Linked DNA regions of Homo sapiens: region 2 is linked to region 1. Evidence: chromatin loops called from intact Hi-C (ENCODE). Cell type or tissue: PC-3. All regions are shown on one strand. Links, peaks and the distances in the headings refer to the core of each region. The heading gives the core; the rest is flanking DNA. Region 1 overlaps PLG (plasminogen). Region 2 has its middle 110 kb from the start of PLG.

Region 1 (8,341 bases), core at 20-8,019:
GAACAGGTCAGAAGTCTCTCCCATCTACCTTCTCTGTAGCATCTGGGGTTCCAGGCATGGTTTATGCCCCATTCCAGCAATAAGAACCAATCTGTTGTACAATCTGAGGTCTTGGTTCTGTTATTCATAAAATGATGCTGTGGTCCTGAGATTATTCGGGACATTTTTGGCTCTCCTTTAGTGGACACCTAGAGCCACAGATTTTCTTCTTTACTAAACAAATCCCATGGATTATGATTTCTGGGTCTTAGGATTTTAAAAATGAAGAGATATTTTTCATATATTTGTTAAGTTCAGTTCTGATGGTGCCCGTGGCCAAGAGTTAGAAACATGGACAGTTCCCATTCAGTCTTGGCACTTTGAGTTGTCTTGGGGAAAAGCTTACATTTTAATTTAAAAGAAAGGTCAATTATATCCATGCTTAACAGGATCAGCAGGAGCTTTATAAATGGCTTTACAGCGACTAATAAGGGCTTTGATCTTTCTTTTTTGTTATCGAGGCTTTTGAAATGTGGAACGTGTGTGTTCTGCTATGTATATTATATTCAATATCTTTTCAGATGCAGTCTATATTTTATGCTGAGCTTTTTAAATGAAATACTTTATGTGGACAGGCAAAACTGGTACCAAAGGGAATCCTTCAAAATGGGGAACAACATTTGTGTAAGGAGAACAGGTGACAACATATACGAAGTGTGTGCTAATTGTAAAATGAGAAACTTCATCCTTAAAGCACATCAGAATTGAATACAAATAATCTATTTGTCAATGAAATAAACACAGCTCTTTGAGGATTTGAGACTACATTCACCCTTTATTCACAGTCACTTGCAGTTTTGCTTTTCTCTGCATTTCTCTGCTGTAAGATGACTGTTGCATTGTTAAATTGTATTTTGAATGGATATTTTTGTTTGGTAACAATATTTTAAATGGTAAAACGTGTGCCTTTGTCCTTTCTCTTCCTTCTAAACATGTATCTCTCCCACAGGTCATTCTCCTGTGACCGTGTGTACTGCAGACTGTTTCAAAACCGGGCAGGCAATTAGCAATGGGAAATAAGTGGTCCACCTTCAATATTTGCTTGTTGTTCATTTACATGCTCTTGGCACCAATCCTAGACTCACGTGTGCCCCAGAATAACATTCAGACTCTCAGTTGGTCTTGTGTTACACATCCATGGACCGGTTCACTCCATCATATACAGCTCTCTGCTCCGTGTCCCCTGGGCTCAAGTCAAGCAGTCGGTGACAGATTTCATTCCCAATAACAGAATCGGTTTGCATGACTCCCCATACATGTTGCAGCTTTGAAAACATTCATCTCAGTGTCAGGAATAAAGACAGTAAAAATGCATGTCAAGCCCTCGTTAGCTGATGAGGTAAATGCGTGGACAACTTCTTGGCTCTCCCCTCTGTGACCTTGCAGCCTGCTCAGTCCTTTGTGCAGCTGTTCCTTATCAAAAGCAGCTAAATCCCCCCATCTGCCCATTTAAAAATTGGTGGGGTGAACAAAGAGCATGAAAATGTTGAAGACCAAAACCAAAATTTACTCAAATCAAAGTTAAGTACAGAGTTTATTTTTAACAAATGTCATAGCTATGTCACCTTACTACAGAATCCAGCAGTCAGAAAATAACACAAAAAATGCCGAGGTTTGGCGTAGCTGGTAGCTGGGGACAGTGTCTTCGTTTGATTACTGCCAGTTATTTCCAGCATGCTAAATCCCTACCCACGTTCCAGCCTCTAGGTGAGTCAGTGCGTCACTCTGTCTCCCGTCCAATTAATTATTTCTCATCACTCCCTCAATCCAAGTAACAAACCTTGAAACACGAACATAGACACCAGGCTTATTGGGGCGTGCACAGCCAAGACCCCAAGAAGTGACTCCTTGTAAAATGTATTTGTCCTTCTCGAAGCAAACCAGAGGACCTCCACTGTCACCCTATACAGAGGGAGAGAAAAATGCATGTGAGGGTTAGGCTGCCTGCCTTTTATTATGGGATGCCATCCTTCTACTATCCATATATACATTTTCCCAGTAATTGAAATCAGAAAGGAACTTATGAGCATATTACTCAAGCATCTGCAGTGCTTAAGTACTTAGCAAAATCTGTTTAGCGAAACCACACCACTTAGTTTTTCCGGGGGGTAGAAAAGATCTTTTGTGAATCCTGCACACATCCCTTCCTATGTTGGTGTTTCCTTTAGACTGGGCTAGCCTGGGCATCAGTGTAAAGTGTGTGCAGTTGGTCTCTGTCCTGTATCCTCTACCTCCTTCCCTACCGGAAAAGTCACCACTTTAGTCCCTGGCCACCAGCACACCCCAGGAGGGTGAGTGGCCTGAGGTAGTTATGGCACTTAAAACTCGCTTGCTACTGATTTGGAACTCAAGCCCCAAGACATCCCCTTAGATGATCTGAATACGCATTCAGGGACAGATCTAGGAAGTTTCTAAACAACACTTAGACTGGGGTCTTCGGTTGAAAATCCTTGAATTTGCCACCTGGGGAATGAAGTCTGAGGGGCTGAGACTGAGACAAGAGAGCACAAGACTAACTTTGGTCTCTTGATCTTTGCTTACCTGGCAACTGTCAGTGCCTCCGGCCAAATGCCCAGCACAGAGTTCGGTGGATTGGACTCTTCCATTCAGAAACTCATAGCGATTGCACACTTTATTCTCAATCACAGGGAGCTGGGCTTCCTTGAGAAGGCCAGCTCCAAAAGTACCTGTGTTTAAAAAGATGAAAGAAATGGCAACTGCACCCAAAACACATTCAGGAGGATATTCCAGAACAGAGCAGCGGCACTGGACCTCCTGTCTGTGAGGCTGCAGAACACGAGGCAGCTCCCAATGCCGCTGGAGTCTCTGACCCTGCAGAGTGTAAACATCATATATGATTCTGTGTTCCTGAGCCCTGGAATTAACAATCTGGGCTTTGTCGTGTTGGTTTGGGGTTGGTTGTTGTTTCTTTACTTTTTGCTTTTAAAACTATAAAGAATAATGTTTAAAATGTAGAGTCTGAAAAATGCAATTGCTATTTTTATATACTCTTTTTTCAGATGTTTTAATATGCTTCTTTTACTAATTACATCATAACACAAAATTTCACATCTTGATTTTTTCACTCATCATTGTGTCATGAGTTTTGTATAATGCTATGATCTTCATAACTAATATGTTAAGGGGAGCTACTGCTTAATGAACATGAGGTTTCCTTTGGGAATGAGGAAAATGTTCTGGAAATATGATGATGGTTGCACATGATTGTGAATGTACTAAATGCCACTCAGTGGTACCTTCCAAAATGGTTAAAATAGTAAACCTTATGTTTTGTATATTTTATTGCAATAAAAAAGAATAGTCATCATTTACCAAGAATTAACCTTTCCAGACACAAGCTTATAATGCGATGTATCTCACTTAATCCTCGCAATAGTCCTGTGAAACAGGCACTTTTATCATTTCTGTTCTACTGTTAAGGAAACTGAGGCGTAAGGAGGTTGTGTAGTTCAGCCTGAGCCTGGGTCTGTGGAGTCACTGCCCAAATGCTTCCTCCCCATGCGTGTTGGCCCCACTCTTGCTTCCAGCTTTCCACATCTTTGTTCATAAAGTTCATTCTTATTCCTTAACATTTTCTGAGTCTAAGTTCCCATAAATTACATAGACATATTTCTGTCTCCCAATAACGTTGCCAAATTATTTTCTAAAAGGGTGTGACAGTGTACCGTGCCACTAGAAAACAATCACTTCACCTCACTTGTATGAGTCTTCAATTTTTAAAATATTAGCTAATCTAATAGGTTGAAATTGTCCTGATTCATTTTCTAATTTACACTTCTTTGACAATTAGGGAGAGTGAACATTCTAGTTGTATTTCTGCCTTTGTGAAAAACTGCTTTATTTTCTTTGCCAAATTGAAATAGAATGTCTGCAAAATTGCCAGAGAAAATGCCGTTTTTCCAGATAGACATGCCCAGGGATGTCTCAGTGTCGTCACAAATAATCTAGTTTTCCAATTTTGCAAGCCCAGGTTTCATTAAAATTTTGCAAAACTCTTTGCTTTGCGAGCATGACACAGGTAAGAACCGAGGCACTCTCTCTTTCCCCAAAGCCTTCGACTGCATTTAGATCATTGTCTCGGGTTCAGAAAACCGACACTGAATCTGGAGTTTACATGAGCAGCATGGAAGAGGCTCATCCCAGCGCCTGGCTCCAGAGCCCAGCTCAGCCCTATCTGGGCAGAGCTGCAGGGAGGAAGCTCCTCTTGACTACCAAGCATTGGGCAGTGGGTGCATCACCTGGACTGTGTAGTTGTGTGAGGGAGCACCCTTCTCAAAATGTTTTGCTGAAAATTAAGTTAGGTGTCACTGCTCTGGGATCTGCTCTCTGAGCAAGGCAAACACGCTGATAAGGGGGAAAACCCACCATGAGTTGCTGGGAAATTGATGCAATCTGTGAGTAGGTGCTGCCTTCCAGTGGTAGATGTAGAGATGGCACCTCTGAGGGCAGAAAGGCCACAGGTGACCTGAGGATTGAAGCCCTCCCCGATGGGGCGTTGGGGAGAGGGCAACAGGGAAAGTCCAGCAGCAGGATCAGCTCAGTGATTGCAGATGATGGCTGACCTGGAAAAACCCCTTGGCCTCAACACCTCCAAACTCTGCGTTTGGAATATCCAAGTCAGGGAACATCTGGAAACATGAAGGGAAGAGCAGGAGAATTTCAACTTCCCTCTGAGAAGCAGAGAACACCCATTGCTTCAATGTCATTATTGACATGTAGAAAATTGAGGAGCAGGCCTGAGTTATGTTTTGTGACTCATCCTGGTGGTTGGCGGTGGGACTGAAGAAACAGTGAGTGGGCTCTGGGCTCAAGGTCCAGCTACAAACTGGTTATGTGATGTCTATTGTTAATGATAGTGATGGTGGTGGTGGTGGTGGCAGTGGTGGAATGGTGGTGATGATGAGGGTTGTGATAAGGGTGGTAGTGATGGTGGTGGTAATGATAATTGTGCTGGTAGTGAAATGATGGTGACGGTGATGGTGGTGGGTAGTAATGATCATGGAGGTGGTGGCGGTGGTGATGGTGATGGTACTGGTGGTGGTAATGATAATGCTAATGGTGGTGGTAATCATAATTACTATCATGTTGATAGTGGTGATGATGGTTATGGTGATGATGGTGGTGATGGTGGTGGTAGTGGTGGTGGTGATGATGGTGGTGGTGATAATGGTAGTGATGATAATGGTGATGGTGGTGGAATGGTGGTGATGATGGTTGATAATGATGGTGATGGTGGTGATGATGGTGATGGTGATGTTGATGGCAGTAATGATGGGGGTGGTGGTGGTGGTGGTGGTGATGATAGTGATGGTAATGTTAATGGTGATGGTGGTGGAATGATGAGAGTGATGGTGTTGGTAGTGGTAGTGATGATGATGGTGGTGGTGATAGTGATGATGGTGATGTTGAGGGTGACAATGGTGGTGGTGGTAATGATAATTGTGATGGTGGTGGTGGTGATGATGTTGGTGGGGATGATGATGGTAGTTGTGGTTGCAATGTGGATGGTGATGATGATAATGATGATCATGAGGCATAATCTTAATCCTCACAATGACCTTATATGTTGGTACAGGTGAGAAAGCTGAGGCTAAAAGAGATTAACTAACTGCTCAATCTCACAAGGAAGATGGGAGAGCCAGAACTCACACACAGATCTTTATGATTTTAGCTTCGTGCTTTCATCAGTTGAGGAATTGTAGAGGATCTGTTTGCTTTTTGGCTGCCCAGCAGCCTATCACACTATATCCTATAATCCTGTTGAGGGAACTACACTTTGCCCCCATCTTGGTATGAGTGTGGTCCTGCGTCCACCTCCAGCATGGAACAGCTGATGCAGGTTGGAGTTAATCAGTGACGGGTTTAGGGGCAGGCTGGTGACACAAGTTCGACCTCTCAGAGCTGGAAGACTATTGTTTGTGTAATGGGGAGAGTGGCCTTCCTTATTTCTTTTCCTGGCAGAGCCAGAGCCACCACAGCATCTGCAGCCACGAGAATGTCACATTTGTGCCCAAGAATAATGGACAGGGTCTGGGGCCATGATGTGAGCCTGCAGAATTTTCAGTTCACTAATGATTTCTCTTTTTTGCTTAATCCAACTTAAGTTGCATTTTCTGTCACTTGCAAGAAAGAGTCATGTTAGATACAACTCTATTCCATATTATTATCAGGAGCTGCCATGATGGACTTCTTAGCATGTGCTTGGTGCTTGGTGCACTTTCTTATTGTTTCTCCCCCAATAGCCCTGCAGCCCACATTTCAGCTGAGGAAACAATCAACAAGAGTTCACAACCCACCCACCCTTCCTCCCTCCCTCCCTCCCTCCCTCCCTCCCTCCCTTCTTTCTTTCGTTCTCTTTCTTTCCCTTTCTTTCTTTCTTCCTTTCTTTCTTTCTTTCTTTCTTTCTTTCTTTCTTTCTTTCTTTCTTTCTCTTTCTTTTCTTCCTTCTTTCCTTCTTTCCTTCTTTCTTTCTTTCTCACATAGAGTCTCACTCTGTCACCCAGGCTGGAGTGCAGTGGCACAATCTTGGCTCACTGCAACCTCCACCTCCCAGGTTGAAGCGATTCTCCTGCCTCAGCCTCCTGAGTAGCTGGGATTACAGGGGTGTGCTACCACACCCGGCTAATTTTTGTATTTTTAGTAGAGACGGGGTTTCACCGTGTTGGTCAGGCTCGTCTCAAGCTCCTGACCTCGTGGTCTGCCTGCCTCGGCCTCCCAAAGTGCTGGGATTACAGGCGTGAGCCACTGCACCCAGCCAGAGAGTTTATGACTTTTCTAAGTCCTGACAGCCAGTAAATGGGAGCCAGGGTTCTAATTCAGGTTAGTCTGTACCATCCCACACATTCTCTGAGCCTCAGGCTCCTCATTTGTAAACTAGGAACAATAATATGTAATTCATAGAGGTTTGCAGCATTTAAATTTTTAAAAATGCAAAACACTGGGAGCAGCCTGGCACACCCATAGGTGTTCCTCCTTTGCCAAGGTTCCTTTTACTTGGCCTCAATGCTCCCAGACCCAGCAGTGCAGAAAGGGAGATCAAGAAATCAAGGAGGTAAAGTTTTTAAATAGTAGGAAAAGCACAGGAAAAGGAAAGCCACTTTGAAATCATCTAGACCATTCGTTTTTAAATGTTTGATTAAACCAAGAAAACAAAAACAAACCTTTCTTCAAATGAAAACTTATGCAAAGGCTGATGTGAAAAACACCACTTGAAAATGCTGGGTTTTTGAATGAGGGGTTAGAGCTGAGTGGTACAAAGAGGTAACGTGCCTAGTCCAGGTCTATCTAGCTAGTGGCAAAGTCAGAACACACTTCCAGGGCTTCAGACTCCTAATGCCCTCCTAGCACCTCTGAGAAACTGCAGCAGGGATCCTAAGACAGTCTTAGTGTTTCAATGGCCAAGGGGACTAGGCTGATGGATATAATTATTGTCAGGGCATACTGCAAAGAGAAGAAAGAATCCCTAAAATGTATTACAGGTGCTGATACCATATCCTGCACAAGTGTTCCCTCTCTTGTTCTCATCCACACCCATCAACCAATACCAAATGCCATCCTAGACCTGGGGCCATGGGACCTGTCCGCCTCTCCCCCAGTTGTAGGTCCCCTGTTTAACACCATCCCACTTACATTAGACATGTGGGTATTTGGGAAGAAGACTAGTCTAATTATAACTTTTGTTGTTATTGTTTTACATTGTGTTAAGAAAGCCAGTCTGGCTAATTTCACATGAAAAATAATCTAACACTCTTAACTTGAGGGCTGGGTGAAAACCCCACTTACCCAGGGAAGCATACTCAGGAATGCTGAAATTATGGATTAAGAGACTCAAAGACCTTTACTGTTTTTTTGCTTGTTTTAGGTGTAGGGAAATATACAAATAAAAAATGGATCACACCCCAAAGCTTCAACACCAAAAATACCTTGCTAACATACCACACTATGAAACCAAAGACAAGAAATCAACTACAAATAAAGACCCTGCACAAGGCTTTGGCCCTGTAAAAACATCCAAAGAACAAGTCTATTGGCTGTATTCAACCTACACTGCAGTTAAAGGAACATAAAGGCCGGAGTGCCATATGTCCTCCAAACAACCACACTAGTTCTCTAACAAGGGTTCTTAACAAGGCTGAGCTGGCTGAAATGATAGAACTGGAATTCAGACTATGGATAGGAATGAAGATCATCAAGATCCAGGAGGATGGCAAAATCCAATCCAAGGAAATTGAGGATCACAATAAAATGATATAGAAGCTGAAAGACAAAATCACTGGTTTAA
Region 2 (8,341 bases), core at 203-8,202, 59 kb before region 1:
ATTTCAAGTAAAATACTGACATATGCAAGAATGATTACACATTCAAATGTACTTTTATGTGATCTTTCAAAAGTGTGCAGCTGCAAGCATTCACAGAGTTATATTGAGAGTGATCTTTCTGAAATACAAGAAAATAATATAATGTACAAAGCTCAGGACACTATTTCCAACTTTTAAAACTGTATTTCAAAGTCTAATTTCCAGTGACTAGACAGATACTTTAATTATTCCACAATAAAAACTACATACATGGTGAGTTATAAAAAGGAAATTATTTTAGTGTTAATTATAGTAAAAATACATCTGAAATATTCTGTTGAATATTAACATTTATCTTAAATTTGGCTAGTTTTACTGACAGGTACAATTTTAATAAGAGTAGTTGAATATCAAGTTAATATACTCAAAATACAAAAAAAAGTGATTGTTAATAATGTTACTTAATGAGAGATGGTATAGATAATATTGCAGATTTTCCAAGTATCACTTTATTAATGATACATATGTATATACATATATATGACAAAAAACTTAATAGGTGTTATTATTTCTATGTATCAGATGAATTAAGATCATAAAATAGCACTAGGAATTATAATTTTACATTACAGGTATGTGAAAATTACATCTCCCACAGACCAAATTAAAAAAAATGAAATCATGTAAAAATAACTTACAAATATTTATTAAACCTAAATTCATAAGAAAAACTTAGTTATAGATATTTATGATATAAATTGTACAGTATTAATTTGTTAGTATAACTTGAAACTAGCATTCTATGTGAAATGTCAGGGAACCCAAAAAGATAACTTCACCATTAATAATTTCCAGCAGCCTCTAATTAGCTAATGTATCTTGAAAGTATACGTACTACATTAAAAACTAAAGTTATAATTCATCCAACACGTCTGATACAGACATTTGTATTTGAGGACAAACACATTTCCTAGTGAGAACACTCAGTAGTTGTGCAGTGCTGGAGGTGGTGTGGATGGCAGAATGGAGGGAGGGCTGAATGAAGGGGTATTTTGTTGATTAATGAGTCATTGTTTGTCTATCGGAAGAGTGGCTAACAAAATGAAAATTAGTAACATTCTCTTAGAGATGCTGTTTAGTAGGTAGGGGAAGTCAGAATGTCAAAATAATCCATAAGTAGATTATTCTTTATGATCAACCAATCATCAAGTTTAGGTGGGAAAGAGCCAGTGTTGACTCACAGGTTTCTGATGTAGACAACAGATATGATTTGGAAGACAAGATGTTGGATTCAAGGTTGTTTATATTAACTTGAGGTGAAAAGTCGTTTGTTCTGAGCCTTTTTCTAGATGGAACATAAAGTTTCTGAAATATTTTTTATTTTGTAGTAGTGATGACCTTATGATTGTATTCTCATATCTTTCCCAACTCACTGGATTTTTAGGTTGTGCTGTATTATTCTTTAATAGAATAAAGGTTGTTTGAAGGATTTGAGTCAAAACACGAACTACTTGAATTTTCAGTGGAGGGGGAATGAAAACCAAGTGAAAGATTTTCAGGATGGGAAGCACTGTTTTGATAGTGATGTCTAGGACTGCTTTATTAAAGAAAATACGAATCAAGTGTTTTGTGTGTGTGTGTGTCTATGTGTGCCATTCAGGTGCTGGGAATACAGTGGTGAGAAATGATTCTTGCTTACATGGAGCTTACAGTAGAGTGGAGAAATAGACCTTAAACACATGCTTATGTAAATACAGTTGATCCTCCTTATTTGCAGATTCTGTGTTTGCAAATTTGCCTGAGTGCTAAAATTTATTTATAATCCCAAGATTAATACTCACTGCAGTTTTGCAATTATTCACAGGCATGTACAGAGGGGCAAAAATTTTGGTGGCTGCTGTGCACACTCCAGGCTGATGTCAAACAAGGTGACACTCTGAGTAAGCATCTTGTTTCAGCGCTGTGTAAACCAGTGTTCTTTTTGTGGCCTATTTTTTGCTACATGTTTTGCATTTTGTGCTTTTTATGGTGATTTTGTTGTTTAAAACAGCACCTAACCCTAGGGCTGAGGTCCCGTCTAGTGTTTCTAAGCACAAGAAGACCATGTTGTACCTTAGGGAGAAAATTCATATGTTGGGTAAGCTTTGTTCAGGCATGAGTTATCAGTACCAATGTGAGCTCAATGTCAATTAATCACCAGTACATATTAAATAAGGTGGTGTTATCCAGAAACACACACAAAACAAGGTTATGTATTGATCAATTGACAAAAATGTAAGCAGAGGCTCCCAGGAAACTAACCCTGTATTTCTCCTTGGAACAATTATTCAGTATTCACTAACTCAGTGTTGGTGGCAACTTCATAGACCATAACTACCTTGGATAATGAGAACTGACTATACATATAAAATTACAATTAAGGAAAGTGCTTTTCAGAATAAGCGGTTGGTATTAGGTAAGTGTATGTTTTTGTTTATGGAAAAGGAAGATATAGCATTGAGTTAGGTTGTCCGGGAACATATTCCTGAGGATATGGTGTGGTGTTAGAGTATAAAAGTAGAATAGGGTTTAATAAGATTAAAAGTGAGTGGGTGTGTCATCCTACACCTATGGAATGGACTTCTTGGTGAGAAAGCATGGTTTTTGTCAAGGACCTGAAAGAAGCCAGTGTCACTAGAGCTTAGCATTGAGGTAATCATCAAGAGAGGTCTAGATTATGCAAAACCTTATAGATCCTCAGTCTAAATACTAAAAAGCCATTGAGAGGGGCAAGTGGCGGCAATGATAAAAATAAAAATTAGTTTTTATTTTTGAAAAACATTTATCTAGCAAAGAATAACTCAGAGATGACAGCTTAGACAACTGCGATGGCAGAAAAGAGAAAGAGAGGAGATTAAACCTATATTTAAGGCCATCTAAGGAAATTAAAAGGTGTTTCTCTGACTGGACAGACAGTAGCTAAAGGTAAAATGAGGCCAGTAACTAAATTCGACAGGTTGACGCAAGGTGACAAAGTGGCAGGCTATTTTAACATGAATGAGAAGAACAAAGATAAATCACTTTTCATATTTTAATCTCATTTGGTTAAAAATCCACTTTATATTCAGAAAGTAGGAACCCATTTTTCTTTTTTCAGGAGTGAAATGAGGGTTAATCCACAGGAGAATAAACAACTGTGGCCTCATAGCATATGAGATTACTTTTCTTTCATGAATAGAATATAATTAAATGCAAGCAGTTTTAATGGAAAGAGTGAAAAACTTTTATTTTATTTGCCTAATCTGTGGAGGTAGCAAAAATTGTTGGTTTAATCCTATTTTAGGATATCATATGCATATTAGCTCTTCTTTTTGATTTTTTTCAGAAAGACAAATACCTTCTTCAATACCTTATTATTATTTTTGCTTTATGAGATTCTTGGTTATATATTATGGCTTTTAAATAAATATTAGCGTGATTCAGAACAGGTCGATTTTTTGACTCAGAGACTAATCATCTGAGAATGATTTTTGGAAAGCATGGATTTATATAGTCAGAAAGTTCTTTAAAGATTACCAAAGGCAAATCTTCCATTTTAGAGAGGAGTAAAGTGAAGCCCTAAGAGATGAAGTGACTTTGAATCATTAATTTGTAGCATTCCTTTAACAAGAACACGTACCTCCATGTTGCACAACTCCTGTAGGGCACAGCCTCTGAGCTCCTGCAAAGCTGCCCTGTGGGACTGCAGGTTCCTGCTTCTGAGACCAGGGCACTTCTACAATAGGTAGTTTTCATGAGCTACCTTATTAAGTTAAAGCACCCAACTGAGTCATCATCCTCACGAAAATCCATAATGTAATATTTGCTTTACTCTTTGTGGGATCAGGACTTAGATATATACACACTGATGATTCTCAGTATGTACACAAAGGCAGTTTTCTGAGAACTACTACATTTCTGAGCCATAAAATAAACAAGCAGAGTAAATGTAGGTGGCCGTTAATTATCTAAAGTGCTGTGAAACTTCAACAGGTTTTAAACCTCTGCTTTCAGAAATTTCTGTGTTTTAAACTTCATGCTTCAGCCGTGCTGGTGATGAGAAAAGAGGCTCTACTTTTTGTCATGGTGTGATGGATGCTGATTTCCTAGTGTGCAGAAGGTGATATTTTTCAGAGAAGAGGCAATTATTTGCATAATAGTCTTTGCCAACACTCTGCCCTCCTTTGAGATGAAGAGCTTTCTAATATTGTACTATTAATTGTTACCAGCTACTGTGTTGTGATTCGTTTTCTCTGAAAGAACATATAACAAAGACATGGAAATAATTCCTGAAACAATTCACAGGTTTGAGATGCAATAAGGAATTCAAATATCAATCCCAAAGTGGGAAGCAGAATTTTAGACTTTGTCAACTGAAAAAATAAGTGATTCATGGGGGGAGGGGGGTTATTTTAGAAAAAAAATGAAAGCAAGAGAAAGGAAGAAAGTATACTATTTTCTTCACTTTTACAGATGACACAGTTGGATATCAGTAACACCAGTTTTGTTTTTGCTTTGCTTCAGAAATCTTCAATATCAACACTTAAAAAAAGCCTAAAAGTCAACTTGAGAGGAGCTATTTAAATAGAGCTGACAAGCATTATAATGGGCTGCGGAGTCCAGAAGCAAGTCAGATTTCATGTGAAGTTTATAGCTTTTCTTTGCTGGTTGAATTTTCAAATCACATGCTATGTTTATAACAGCCTTCAAACTGCTGTATTCCAGGTTCCTTCAGCTCTTCTACTTCAGATCGTCTATGCTTGTCCCTGAAACTTAGTTCTCATGTGTGGTTGGAGTATTTGGTCATCTCTGTGGTATTATTTGAAAAAATTGGAAAAATAGATGAAATTTTGATATATCCCAATTAAACTTGGAGTTTATATGCCATAAGATTTACTCTTAGAGAGTGTATTTAAATTAAAAGCATTTTCTACATATCCCATAGAAGTACTCCCAAGAGGGAAGTATCTTAACCATGGATAATCACTAATGCCTAAATATTCACTAATTTATCAACTACCCTTTAAACAGACATTCAGTGACAAAAGAAACTAAATTACCCAGAAATCACCTCTTTACCTCTAATTTATCCATCTTAATGGCAATAATGCTGCCATGTCTTTTTGTCTCTGTTCCTTCTACACTATAATTGTAGGTATTTTTTTCCAAATTAATGTATCATAATGTGTTTTCAAATAACATAAATCTTGTCTTCAGCAGTGAATATAATTAAGTAGAATTACTTTCCATAAGCTGATATCACTGAATGTAAGGGCAATGACAAAATATTTTCTATGTTGTACTAACCATGTCTGGATCTTATAATAAACTTTTCTGTGGATACTCCGTGGTACCCCAAGTAAGTGAAAAAGGGACTTTTGATCCTATTTAGCCTATAACTTTCCACAGGCAGAGACTCTGCAGATTACTGAATTAACTCACTTACACTTTAATATTACAATTTTAATATTTTAATATTTAAAATTTTAATAAAGTATTGGATGCACATGGCTAAAAGATCAAATAGTAGAGAAAGGCATATCTGTTAGTAATGTTTACAAATATGAGTAACACAAAACCAACTAACTGCCAGAGGTTTAAACCATGGAGATGTTCTTTTATTTTCTTCTCATATGGAGGACTCAAGGCAGATAAATATGAGGTTGGACTGGTGACTCTAAACAGCCATCAGGCCCAGATTCTCTTTCTGCTGTGACATGTCCATCATGTCATCACTTGTCATCAAAGATACGATGGACATGTCATCATGTCCATCACTTTTTGTTAAAAGTGACCTTTAATGCCTGCAGCTAAAATTCCTAGGTCATGTAGGGTCAGCTATTCTTTCCGTGGATTCTATATTGTGGAATTAAAAAAACTATGTCTTTATCCAACCAAGAAAGGAAATGAAATAGTTTTGGGATATAAGAAGAGTTTGAGAAAGGAAGGAAGCATAATTTATGCGCTAAATTTCTCTCAAACACCTTGTTGACAAAAAGAGTCAAACTCTGTGAAATATTTGAAAATATTTATCCTGAGCCGAAGATAAGTGTCCATGGCCCGTGATATACCCTCAGGCGGTCTGGACAACTTGTGCCCAAGGTGGTTTGGCTACCATTTGGTTTTATATATTTTAGGGAGACATGAGACATCAATCAAATACACTTAAGCTATACATTGGTTCAGTCCAGAAAAGCGGGACAACTTGAAGTAGGCATTCCAGGTTATAGTTAAATTTAAAAATTTTCTGACTGGCAATTGGTTGAAAAACTTATCAGAAATAGAAAGGAATATCTGGGTTATGATAAGATATTTGGGGACACCAAAGTTTTACCCTGCAGATGAAGCCTCCGGGAAGCTGGCTTCAGAGAGAATAGAATGCAAATGTTTCTTATCAGAATTAAAGGCTGTGTTTATGTCAAATGCTGTTCTGCTATTCCTGAATTACAAAAGGGAAGATGGCATACTGAGGCATGTCCCGCTCCCCGCTTCCTGTCATGGCCTGAACCAGTCTTTCACATTAAATCTGGAGGGCCCTGGTCCAGGATGAGTCCATTTAGAAGGTTGAAGGACAAGTGGGAGGACTTCAAATTTTATTTTTGGTTTACAACCTCCAGACCAACAATTCCCCCTTCCCATTATAAAATAAGATCCATCCACAATCTGATTCATCCATAAATTATTTTGATTTTGCCTTCTTCTCTATTAAGTAACAAAAATGATATTTTTAAAACAAATATTGTAACCACCCAAGGGGTTCTTCTTGCCCACTGTATGTAAAATGAAGACCATGGCACTGCAGTAGGAAAGAGTTTAATAAACATAAGGCTGGTCAAGCCATGTCGGAGATGGAGCTAGTACTCAAATCATCTCTTCCAAATCTCTTAGGTTAGGTGTTTTTCAAACTCAGTTTGGGGAAAGGGGTGGGGGTGGCTAGGCTTGCTACTGATTGGTTAGGGCAGAGATGAAATCATAGTGGGTCAAAGCTGTCCTTCTGTGGGCTGAATCGCTTCTAGGTGGGGCCATGAGATCAGAGTTGGTGGGTCCAGGTGGAGCCATGGGTGTGAGACAAGCAAAAAACCTGAAAGACATCTCAAAAGGCCAATCTACAATCGTGTCTTGTCTGCAGGAATAACTGGGGAAGTTGCATATCTTATAGCCTCTGGAATAATGGCTGACAATCTTTCCTGCCTGTGCCTTAGCAGGACTCAGGTTCCTCTCCTATCCCCAGCCTGATGGCCTCCTATTTGCTTTAAAAAAGCTGGTGAGTTTTGGGCAAAGCCTATTTGTCATTTAAACTATAGCCTAACTGTCTTCCAAAGTTAGCTCAGCCCAGTAGCCCAGGATTAATTAAGGGAAAGGCAAGATGTGGGGTGCCTATGTGGGGTTAGCTCAAATCTCATTCACGGTCATAATTTTCTCAGTGACATAATTTTTGCAATGGCAGTTTTAATAAGGACATGCCTGAAGCATAGTAAGAGCCACATTCCTTGCAAAGTCTAGCTCATCCTGGTGTGTCTTATAATAGGACTGCTATTAATATTACACTGACTGCTTTCTCTCGGCTCCACCTTGCTCAGCCACAGCCTTCCTCACTTGGACACTCGGGACATGCCCAGGGTCTTCGGTTTGCTTTTTCTTCAGACTATCTTGTTCTTCCCCGTTGGTATTTCAATTGCTATTTTCTCACTTCCTTCAGGCCATTATTCAAATGCTGCTTCTCAGGCCTTGCCTGGCTACCGTTTCTACAATTGCCACATCCCAAACTCTGCACATTCCATCCCTCTTCTTCCCTTGATTTATTAGCCAATATACTGAATTCTCCATACTTAAATGTTTTGTCACCTAGAATAGTTTTTTTTTTTTTTTGAGGGATTGGATTTTTGTCTCTGCATTCAGTGTGGTAACTCTGGTACCAAAGACAGTTTCTGGCACTTAGGAAATATTGCATCAATTTCTTCAATGAATGAACATAACCTGAAGGATGGAGGGGTTGGGAAAACTGAACTTTGTTTCAGGATCTCAGCGACCTAGGTGAAGGTGGCAGAGCAGCCAAGATCTGTTGCTATTTGTTCTATATGTGGTTTCCTGGTTTCTTGTTTTCTATCTGGGACTGACTATTGATGTTTCATATTTTTTTCTTTCCACTGTTGAATATTATGTGTGTTTAGGGGAGGCTTAGATTTATTTTGGATAAAAAAATAGCCAGGATTATTTGCTATGGAGCCACTGTCTCACAGGCTGAATTATGTGGGCCAGAGAGAAAAGGGAGCTGGCTTTGCTGTCCTTCATCTTTCCTATTTCCCTACCCAGCTTCTGTCACCATCTACTCAAAATAGATGCT

What was found. Hi-C counts contacts between places; a loop is a spot of excess contacts. Peaks named below come from ENCODE experiments on the same cell type or tissue, not always from the same donor. Only the 100,000 strongest peaks of a DNase experiment are listed, where the experiment ranks them.
Region 2: a loop joins it to region 1, with 4 times the contacts of the local background. A loop is called at or near these places in 2 of 110 quality-filtered maps.

What each region holds. Positions count from the first base shown.
Region 1 is chr6:160,746,500-160,754,840 of GRCh38, reverse strand. PLG (plasminogen) reads right to left here. Exons shown (of 19, transcript NM_000301.5): 18 at 2,581-2,726; 19 at 744-1,941. The coding sequence ends at 1,780. Among named protein-coding and RNA genes, the nearest start is that of PLG, 48 kb to the right of the region's middle. In PC-3, for the core only: CTCF peaks have their summits at 4,273 and 4,472 (motif pointing left); no DNase peak of the experiment used is centred there; H3K27ac peaks cover 464 bases.
Region 2 is chr6:160,805,863-160,814,203 of GRCh38, reverse strand. It overlaps the pseudogene LOC107986665. Among named protein-coding and RNA genes, the nearest start is that of PLG, 110 kb to the right of the region's middle. RefSeq lists an enhancer at 3,778-3,947. In PC-3, for the core only: no CTCF peak of the experiment used is centred there; a DNase peak (open chromatin) is centred at 3,813; H3K4me3 peaks cover 1,933 bases; H3K27ac peaks cover 5,658 bases.